2 separate regions of the Homo sapiens genome follow, and region 2 is linked to region 1. A link is an interaction called in ENCODE POLR2A ChIA-PET data of the cell type or tissue named here. Cell type or tissue: Panc1. All regions are shown on one strand. Each heading gives the region's core, and the rest is flanking DNA. Links, peaks and the distances in the headings are about the cores only. Region 1 overlaps SYN3 (synapsin III). Region 2 holds the start of SYN3-AS1 (SYN3 antisense RNA 1).

What was found. ChIA-PET counts read pairs that join two places held together with the same protein. Peaks named below come from ENCODE experiments on the same cell type or tissue, not always from the same donor. Only the 100,000 strongest peaks of a DNase experiment are listed, where the experiment ranks them.
Region 2: POLR2A ChIA-PET joins it to region 1 with 14 read pairs; 2 of 35 experiments call an interaction of 5 or more read pairs at or near these places.

Annotation. Positions count from the first base shown.
Region 1 is chr22:32,722,176-32,727,552 of GRCh38, reverse strand. All of the region lies in intron 6 of SYN3 (synapsin III), which reads left to right. Among named protein-coding and RNA genes, the nearest start is that of TIMP3, 77 kb to the left of the region's middle. In Panc1, for the core only: no CTCF peak of the experiment used is centred there; no DNase peak of the experiment used is centred there.
Region 2 is chr22:32,572,683-32,578,059 of GRCh38, reverse strand. The region is part of intron 7 of SYN3 (synapsin III); the gene reads left to right. SYN3-AS1 (SYN3 antisense RNA 1) reads right to left here and starts at 3,121. Exons shown (of 4, transcript XR_001755503.2): 1 at 1-3,121. In Panc1, for the core only: no CTCF peak of the experiment used is centred there; no DNase peak of the experiment used is centred there.

The sequences.
Region 1 (5,377 bases), core at 211-5,210:
CCTGGAGGCAGAAATACCATTTGACCCAGCAACCCCATTACTGGGTGTATACCCCAAGGAATATAAATCATTCTATTATAAAGATATGTGTATGCAGCACTATTCACAGTAGCAAAGCACTATTCACAATGGCAAAGGCATGGAATCAACCTAAATGCCCATCAATGGTAGACTGGATAAGGAAAATGTGGTACATATACACCATGGAATAATATGCAGCAATTAAAAGGAATGAGATCATGTCCTTTGCAGGGACATGAATGGGGCTGTAAGCCATTATCCTCAGCAAACTAATGCAGGAACAGAAAACCAAATAACGCATGTTCTCACGTATAAGTGGGGGCAGAATGATGAGAACACAAGGACACATGGGGGAAACAACACACACTGAGCCTTGCAGGAGGGTGGAGGTGGGAGGAGGGAGAGCTGCAGGAACAATAACTAATGGATGCTGGGCTTAATACCTAGGTGATGGGATGATCCATGCAGCAAACCACCATGGCCACGTATGTAAGGAAGCTGCATATCCTGCACATGTATCCCTGAACTTAAAGTAACAGTTGGGGAAAAAAAAAAAAAAACTTCATTCCAGTTTCAATGCAAGCATTGGAGGGTTCTAGACAGGGAAGGGACTGCAAATGATTCTGTCTTCTATCTGTAGAAGATCTTCTGGGTGCTTTGTTGAGAATGGGTTGTGGGATAGTAAGAATGGAGGCTGAGGAACCACTTAAGAGGCCAGTTCAGCTGAAACAAGAGTGTCACCGTTGCCCTTAAATAGTTTCTTCAGGTTTTTCCTCTAATGCCCTCCTGGCCTTTGAGGATGTAATGCAGACAAAGAGACCAGGGAAGTCCAGATCCATTTTGTCCCGTTCAAGCTTCTTTTCTCCAACCCATGTCATATCCCAGCACCCTCCCCCTTGCAAAACATGAGCTCTCATACATGAAAATGAAGGCTGATTCAGATGCACTAGGGAGTGGCAGAGATAGGAGACGAGAGCTGTTGTCATCAACAGCCAGATCACAATGCCACATTTTGTGGGCATGACACTGTAAAGCCCATATGGATATAGAGTTCGGATCCCCTCTGAGTACCCCAAAAGAATCTATACTGGGGCCGAGTGTGGTGGCTCACACCTGTAATCCCAGCACTTTGGGAGGCCAAGGCGGGCAGATCATGATGTCAGGAGATCAAGAACATCCTGGCCAACATGGTGAAACCCTGTCTCTACCAAAAATACAAAAATTAGCTGGGCGTGGTGGCGTATGCCTATAATCCCAGCTACTTGGGAAGCTGAGGCAAGAGAATCTCTTGAACCCGGGAAGCGGAGGTTGCAGTGAGCCAAGATCGTGCCACTGCACTCCAGCCTGGTGACAGAGTGAGACTTCATCTCAAAAAAAAAATAAAAATCTATACTGGATTACTAGTTATTATTATCTAGACTTTATTGAATATTTCATGGGAAATATGAAGACTAGACCTCACATGGCACACCTTACATATTCCTGTTTTCTCCAAGACCCTGTCCTAGGATAAAAAAGATGAAAAGGAGGCATGTACCAGGAAGGAGCCAGAGCAAGCAGGGCCTTGTATGTCATGCTCAGGGGAGCTTTTACGTATTTTGGGGATTATGCAAAAAATAAGACTCAAACTACACATAGCGGAGAATAGAGCTACAGTGACCAACGTCAGACTAAATATTGACTAAGCATATTTGCTTCCTGAGGCTGCTATAACAAATGACCATACACTTAGTGGCTTAAAACAACACAAATTTATGATCTTCCTGTTTGGACGTCAGAAGTCTAAACTGGGTCAGCAGGGCTGGTTCTTTCTGGAGGATCTAGGGGAGGATCTGTTTCCTGATCTTTTCCAGCTCTGGAGGCCGCCTGCATGCCTTGGCTCATGGCCCCTGCCTCAGGTCACTCTGACCTCCGCCTCAGTCATCACATCTCCTCCTCTCACTCTGACTCTTCTGCCTCCTAATTTCACGGACCCATCAGCCCACGCGTAGAATGCAAGATAATCTCTCCATCTCAAGATCGTTCACTTCATCACATCAGCAAAGTCCCTTTTGGCATGCAAAGTGATCTGTTTACTGGCTCTGGGAATTAGGACATAGGCATCTTTGGAGTGGAGGGACGGGGAATTGTTCTAAAGACTGAAAGCAAAAGTTTGTGCCAAGTTTCATAAGAAATAGTTAAATCCTGTTTTATGGCCTCAGTTGGCATTCCAGCTCTGGAGTGGGGATGACCCTGTGCATTGTGTCCCCACTCCCAGGAAACCAGGGCATGCTTTACTGGGATCATCCTCCAAAGTAGCAAAAAAAACCTGCTGTGGTGGAAAGAAACCCTTGGGCATGGGTTCTCATCTCTGCACAGAAGAGGTGTGTTGTGTTGCGTTGTGTTGTGTTGTGTTGTGTTTGTTTTGTTTTGTTTGAGACAAAGTCTCACCCTGTCACCCAGGCTGGAGTGCAATGGCGCGATCTCGGCTCACTGGAACCTCCACCTTCTAGATTCAAACGATCCTGCCTCAGTCTCCCAAGTAGCTGGGATTACAGGTGTGCACCACCACACTTGGCTAATTTTTTGTATCTTTAGTAGAGACAGGATTTCACCATGTTGGCCAGGGTGGTCTTGAACTCCTGAACTCATGATCCGCCCACCTCAGCCTCCCAAAGTGCTGGGATTACAGGCGTGAGCCACCGCGCTCGGCCCAGAAGAGGTGTTTGGCCTACTCCTCTCAGCAGCCCTCTCCTCCCTGGGGCCAGGTTTTTCAGGATGCCAGAGTCCTAATGGCATCCTTCCCTCTCTTGCGCCATTTCTAGACATGTCAAAATTTACTCTCTCTGTCCCCGACACTTGACTGATCTCTTTGTGACAATGTGGCTGTCACTTACTGGGCATTTAATACATGAAAAAAATAAAAACTTTATTGAGCTCTTACTATTTGTCAGACACTATACGAAGAGGTTCATATAGATTATCACACTGAATCCTTCCAGAAATCCTATTAGATAAGTAATGTTACTGTCCCTCATTTTATTAACAGGAAAAGGAGAAGAAGACACTGAGGCACAGAAAGGTTAGGTAACTTGCCTAAGATCACTCAGCTGGGAATAGGCAGAGTCTTTGTTGAACTCTGGTCTTCTGACCTGGAATTTATGCTCTTACAAAATTACCCTTCTGTAGTCCCAGATACATGGGAAGCTGAGGTAGGAGGCTCACTTGAGCCCAGGAGTTTGAGGCCACCCTGGGCAACATAGCAAGACCCTATCTCTAAAACAAAACAAAACAAAACAAAACAAAACAGAAAAGTACCCTATATTGGAAGAGGTGAATGGATGGAAGGCAGGAAATGCACTGACTGTTGTTAAATAGCATTGGCTTAGGTGCTAGAAAGTCTAGATTTCCTATCCTGCTTCACCACTCCTTGCTGGATGACTTGGACTAGTTTCTTCCCCTCTCTGGGCCTCAGTTTTAACAGATACAACATGAGGGGCTTGCATAGAAAGGAGCAGGTTTGCTCCGACACTAGCTTTCTGTGTGTCTAATGCTGGTAGCCTGTTGGTTACCACCCCACCTTGCTTTGACCTTTAAATATGCCCACAAGACGTGGCATTTGCTGTCACATGGCCACGTACGGTCAGCAGCACCAGGGCTAGGTTCCTGAGGCCCCCTCACGTGGCACGGCCTACAGCTCCCCTATCCCTGGGGCCTCCGGCAAGGATCCAGGCGGCAGCCGGCAGCGGCAAGCATGTGCTGTTTCTGTGGTTTCTACTTAGAACAGTTTCCTGTTTCAACCTGCCAGTTCCTTAAAAGCATTAGCTTGAGGTTTTGCCGAATGACTCCGCTCTATTTTCATAAAGGGGTGGAGGGGCTCCTCCTGGGAGCCGAGCCCAGAGCTGAAATTCCACATGAATTAAGGGTATATCGAGCTTGGAAGTTCATCTCCTGAAAATAGTCTGGCTTGGGGTGACTTTCAGAGAATAGGGAGAGTTCCTCCACCAGCCAGATTCTTGGGCCCAACTTGTCTAAGAGGCTGCCTCCATTCCCTTATCTGGGCCTCAGTTTCTCCATATCTTACATGAGAGGGCTGGATCTTCTCTCCAGATTCTAGGCAGTCCCCACGTCTCTGTTTAGTGTATATGAAAGTAATGAGCACAGTAGTAGCCAACACATGTATAGCCCTTCCTGCACTGTTCTAAGCACTTTATAAATGTTGATCCTCTGAAGTGAACACTCTTCCTGTCCCCATTTTATAGATGGGAAACAGAAGCAAGTGATGTTGACTAATTTGCCCATGCTCACGTTACCTTCAAGTGGTCAAGTCAGGAGTTGAACCCTGGTGATCTGGCTCCAGAGCCCTTGCTGCTGGCTCTCTCAAAATAAGACCTTTCTGGCGGCAGATGGCTTACTATTGAGCAGGGCGCAGTAGGTGTGATCTCAGAGGGCTCAGGTTTGAGTCTTGGATTCATCATCTGCGTGACCTTGGGAAAGTCACTCAATTCTTTGGAACCTCCATTTTCTCATCAATGAAATGGAGCTAGTTGAACCCATGTTGTTGATCTGCCATAGTGTGTAGGCAATTTGAGGTGAAGATTATTTATGAAGAAGCTCGGGACCAAGACAAGCAGTCTCGTAACATAGGCTTTTATTATTATTCCCATATTTCACATCTCCTACTCCCGCCCTCGGTTCTGGGGTTATTAGCTAGATCTGCTTTTACTAGGGAGGGACTCCAGAAGGAAGGTCCAACTGGAATGCTGACAGCTCCAAAGCCACCTTCCTAGCCTAGAGATAGGGTTTGGGGGACTGGCAGTGACTTCTTAGCAGCCTTGAGTCAGCTGTCCAGAGTGGATGGCCCTGTGAGAGCCAACACTTCCTCCCCACCCCTGTGAGGCATCTGGGTACGGGTGGAGCCCCGTGGGAAACTGGCCTCGGCCACCAATTCCAGACTTCTATCCGCCTGACTCCTTGGCACTGTCCGAGTAAGAGACATCTCCAATTTAATCCACCCAAACAGAACTCTTGATTTCCCCCTTGAAATCTACTCTTCCCTTGGTCTTCTCTATCTCAGTGAGGGGCATGACCCAGGTTGCTCAACCTAAAACCCTCCATTCACCTTTTTTCCTTCACAGCCTGTATCCGAGCCATGTGCAAATTATGTGGACTCTTTGATTCGATCTCCAAATTTTTTCCCGACTCTGCTGTCTTTTCTCCACCTTGGTACACCATCAAGGGTCAAGGGAGAGGTGCTGGTAGCCACCATCGTTGTTTATTTAGTCTACTTAGGCAACCCCAACTCACCACCCTGTGGGTACGTTGTCCCCTGCCTCCCCTTGACACAACCAAAGGCATCTGCTTGGGAAAATACTTC
Region 2 (5,377 bases), core at 114-5,113, 150 kb after region 1:
TCTAGGCACTGGAGATGCAATATCAAACACAATCAAGTCCCTGCCCCATGCAGCTTACATGCTATGGAGGGAAGCAGATGAAGAAAAGAATAAACAAATAAATCTTCCATATATCAGGAGATGAGAAGGGCTCTGAAAAAGAAAGACACCAAGTAAGAGGCAGAGTGTGACGAATGTGATCAGAGAAGCCTTTCTGTGAGGTGCCATGTAAAGGAAGGAGAGAGTGAGTCATGTGGACATGTGGAGGAAGGGCATGACAGCAGAAGGAACAGCACAGACGAAGGCCCTGGGGCAGGAACAGGGAGGTCAAGGAACAGGGAGGAGGCCAATGGAGCAGGAGTGAGTGCTTGAGGTAAAAAGTGGTAGGAAATAAGCTCCCAGAGTGAGGACAGGTGGTGGAGGAAGATCATGTAGACAATGTACTGTGATCAAGGCAGAATGAATAAACTCTAAAGCAGAAATATAAGCCAAGAGCTGAGAATCCAGTTAGAGTCATGATGGAGGACAAATCTCCAATGATATTTTCATTTATCAAAAAAACATGTAAGTGTGTGTAGACGCTGTACTTAGACAACCACAACAGTGTGAGGATCCAAAGATGAATGGACATTGGGCCTCCCAAGGGGGTCCCTTTCTAGCAGGAATCTAGCCATGCAAGCAAATGATTACATTGTCATAGCAGGAAATGTCATGGGCAACAGGAGCCCCTTCGAGGGGGTCCCAGGGAAGACTTCCATAAAGGTGGGAAACTTCAGCTGTGTCTCCAAAGATAAGGAGACATCGCAGGTAGAAAAAGCAGAGCAAACTGTCCAACACAGCAGGACCTACACACAAAAGCATAAAGGCCCAAGCAAGCTGCTCAGAATGGGGGGAAGCAGCGATGCTTAACCCTGGCAGTGCATTCGAAGCACCCGGGAAGCTTGTAAATTCCACTTCTGCCCAGGGCCTAATCCCAGGGACTCTAATGTGATTGACTGGAGTAAGGCCCAGATGCTGGCATTGTATTATCCCCTGGTGATGCTAATGTGAAGCCAGTGTGGACAAGCCCTGGGCTGGAGTGAGGCCAGGAAGAGAAAGTGAGACTGGGGCCAGATCATGAGAGTGTTTCATGCTACACTCTAGAATACAGGCTTTATCTTCTTGGTGAGAGAGACCCACTGGTGGGTTTCAAGCAAAGAATAGGCATGGTCAGATTCATAAGGGAAAAAAGGCGTCCTGGCAGTGGTGTGAAGAGAAGAGAGGGGTGGGGGTTGGAAGCGGGGGATTAGGGCCCCATTAGGAAGAAACTGCGGCAGTTCAGAGAAGAGATGATAAGGGTTTGTACCCAGGCAGGAAGCAAGGCCGTGAGGAATGAGATAAGGATGCAGTCGAGTGATATGAAAAACGGCAGACTTGAATGAATTTGGGAACTGACTGTGCCAGGCGGGAAAAGAACTCAAGATTATCACGATTCCATTACTGAAGTGTACAATCAAGAAAAAATGGCTTGAAGGGGAAAGAGAATGGGTTCAGGTTTTAACATTTTGAATTTGAAATACCTTACGGAAAATAGTCACCATCATAAACCGTGTATTTATTGACCGCATACTAGGTGCCAGGCCCTGTGCTTCGTAGTTCATGTGCGTTTTCCTACTCAGTTGTCACAGCAGCTCTCTGGGGTAGGTAATCTGATTAAACCCATTTACAGAAGGGAAAACTGAAGCTCAGACAAGCGAAGCCAGTGGGAAGAATGGTGAATTACATCCATTATGGTGTGCACGGGATACTCGGCACAGAGCTTGGCACATGGTGAATGCTCAGAGAATGGCCATACTATTAATAGTTATTATCTCTTCCCCACTGTGGGAAGACCTCAAGCCAGGTCTGCGAGAGAGGGAATCAGGAATACTTGGGAGCCCTGTGGATATGTGGGTGCCTCAGAGTGTCTATATGTCGATAGAACCATACTCAGGCCATTGCTTCATTTTATTTCCGGCTTCCTAATGAGGGCATCTCAAATACTCTTGATATTACCCCCTCACCAGCCCTATCCCACGACCGCTCATCATTATTTTATTTTTTTAAATTTCTTCCTACAAAGTTAATCTCAATGTACTCACATCTGTTCTGTTCTGTGAGGGAAATTGTGTTGTTGGCCACGCAGCCGGAATAGGTTTGTTTTTTTTTGTTTGTTTTGTTTTGTTTTTTGTCTTGAGGAAAGAAGGGGAACTTTATTTATTTTTTAATATAGCTCCTCTTGCCTGGTCCCATGCCAAATAAACAAAGCTGCTATTCATTTCCGTATCTCCCCATCTCTACCGTGCCCAGAGTCATTTTAGCAGCAGCGCCTCTTGGGCTGCCTCTCCGAGAGCCTGGAACAGCAAATAAGAATGTCCTAAAAGTGAGTGCTGTGAAAATAGAATCCTATTTAATGAGACCGCAGAGAGCAAGACCGTTGCTCTCTTGGTGAGTGGAGGAGCAAACATTATGTTTAAAGTTGTGGTCGGAAAATGCTGGATCCTCAAATGTGGCCTCAGCTAAAAGCATCAGCCAGTGCATCGCAGGTCATGACTCAGGGGCAGGTAGCTGAGGCAGCTGCAGGAAGAACTTAGAACCAGGCTGCCGCCCTCTGGAAGACCCCCACCCCCATGCTTGGGGAACCCCCACCCACTCCCTCGCCAGAACACGTCTGTCATGGTCCTTCTCTTCTTGCCACCGCATCTCAATATCAAAGCTGACTCGACTTGTGTCCCATTCATGGAATCACAAGTATTGGGGTTAAAGAGGACTTCCAAAGATGTGGCGTCCAACCTTCCACCCAATGCTTCCTCAACAGTGACCTGGCTTTGCTCTTTTGACTTTGAGCCCTTTGTCCAATGAACAATGAAAACACTTAGTATATTAAACAGATCCTAGTGGAGCTGTTCTGAATGAAAAAAGAAAAGAGATCTAGAGACCCACCCAGCCGGGCTCCCGGCATGGCGCCATTCCCTCCATAGAATTCAGTTTGAAAACCACCCGCTTAGGTCAAAAGAGGGCCTAGGTACCAGGGTCAGCATCCCTTTATTCATTCAGTAAATTGTTCCTAAACACCTGCTAGTGTGCAAGGAGCAGGGAATACATTTGCGAGTTTAAAAGACCAAGTCCCTACTCTCATAGAGCCCATATTTTGCTTATTATTTTGGAGGGTATAGAAAACTATTAATACAAAATAATTTCAGACAGTGCTAAGTGCGAGGAAAAACACAAAACAGAGTAATGCAATAGCATATGACTGGGAGTAACAGATGGGCTGCTTTAGATGGGATGATCCATCAGCTATTCAGATCATGAGAAGGCGCTGCCTAGCTATGGGACTGGCTGCAGCGAGAGCTTTGCAGGCAGAGGGAGTACCAAGGGCAAAGTCCCTGAGGCAACACTGAGCTTGGTGAGTTCTAGGAAGTAAAAGAGAGAGGGAGGGGGCAAGTGGTAGGAGATGAGGTCAGAGAAACCAGCAAGGCTAAACCACATTAGCCCCTGTAGGTGCATGTTATGAAACACTAGCAAGCGTGGGTTGTGTTCAGGTGCTGTTGGCATCGAACACGATGGTGATTTTTTTTAAAGAGATGGAGTCTGTCTCTGGTGCCCAGGCTGGAGTACAGTGACGTGATCATAGCTCACTGTAGCCTCAAACTCCTAGGCTCAAGCCATCCTCCCACCTCAGCCACCCAAGTAGCTGGGACTACTGGCGTGCACCACCAAACATGGCTACTTTTTTTATTTTGTTAGAGACAGGGTCTCACTATGTTGTCCAGGGTGATCTTACACTCCTGGCCTCAGGCGATCCTCCTGCTCAGCCTCCCGAGTGGCTGGGATTGTGGGTGTGAGCCACTGTACCCGGCTCACGATGGTGGTTTTATTTCCTGCCAAAATAATGAAATTTGGACACTTTCACTTCTTTCCTCATCAAGGAAAGGGCCCTGAGAGGGAGATGAGAGTCCTAACTTAAAAATAAAAAAACCCCAGCCAAGCTCAGTGGCTCATGCCTGTAATCCCAGCATTTTGAGGGGCCGAGGCGGGAGGATTGCCTGAGCTCAGGAGTTCGAGACCAGTCTGGGCAACATAGTGAAACCCCGTCTCTACTAAAATAAAAAAAAAAAAAAAATTAGCCGGGCGTGGCAGCGGGCACCCGTAATCCCAGCTACTCGGGAGGCTGAGGCAGGAGAATCACTTGAACCTGGGAGGCGGAGGATGCAGTGAGCCGAGATCACACCACTGCACTCCAGCCTGGGCGACACAGCGAGACTCTGTCTCCCAAAAAAAAAAAAAAAAAAAAACCCCTTCCTTCCCCTGTGAGTTTTCCTTTCCTTTTCCTTTCCAGTTGTACCACCAAAACAGAGTGACTTCCTCTCGGGGGCTGCTGTGTCCTCTTTCAAAACATGAGTGAACTGGGCCACTCAAAACTCTCCTTTTGCATGAAATCCTACAGGAAACTTGAAATCATGGATAAAAGTAGCATTAGATTAGCTGTAATTTTATTCAATAACTTTTCATTTACAACATGTATGATAGAGTTCATCAAGAGAACAATAAGGCCCTTTTGATGAACTCAGTCCTATATTAGCCTCAGCACCCAACTTCCCTTTCTATTTTGTGTCCTTGAATAGCATAGTGTTGACAAAATCACCAGTATTTTACCGGCTTTCTCTGCAATCTCCAAATAAACCAAGATGGAAGGAGAGGCCTTATTCTGAGGATTGCACCAGAAAAGGTCACCCAGGCAGCTCATGTGTGTGGAACATTTGAGTGTCCTTTTTGGATGCTTTAAAGTCAAGCTTTTAAATATTTTATTTTAACAAAATGACAATCAAGCCATTTGTGCAACATGTCATATCCTTACCTGGAATACTGAAAACAGTCATAAACTGTCTTCCAGCCAGTGGTGTGCTGGCAAACTGGCTCTCTGGGGAAAACAGGGGGGAACCCTAATATGTTGTGTTTGCCAGTTTCTGGGGTATAAATATTTCCACCACAAATGATTTCAACCTAACAATGATCTAATAACTGGCTGACAAGATGTCTAAATATTTAACAATCACCTCTTATAAGCAAGTCTGAGCCAGCTCCGGGACACCATTGCTTCCAGCCCTTATCCATGGTTGGTGTTCTTGAGTCGAGCCCCCTCGAATGCTATCATCTGAAAACAAACACCCGCAGTGGCAACGCAAGGCCCTGATAACTTTGGCTGGAGCCAAGGAGGGCCAGTGAGAGTGAGATGGGGAACAGAGGAGTGGAAGACACGAGCTGGAGTTGCTGAAGTCCTGGGGCTGGTGTATTGTCAGAAATGGCCAGAGAGCCAGATATAGTGGCTCCCATCTATAATTCTGACACTTTGGGAGACTGAGGCAGGAGGATTGCT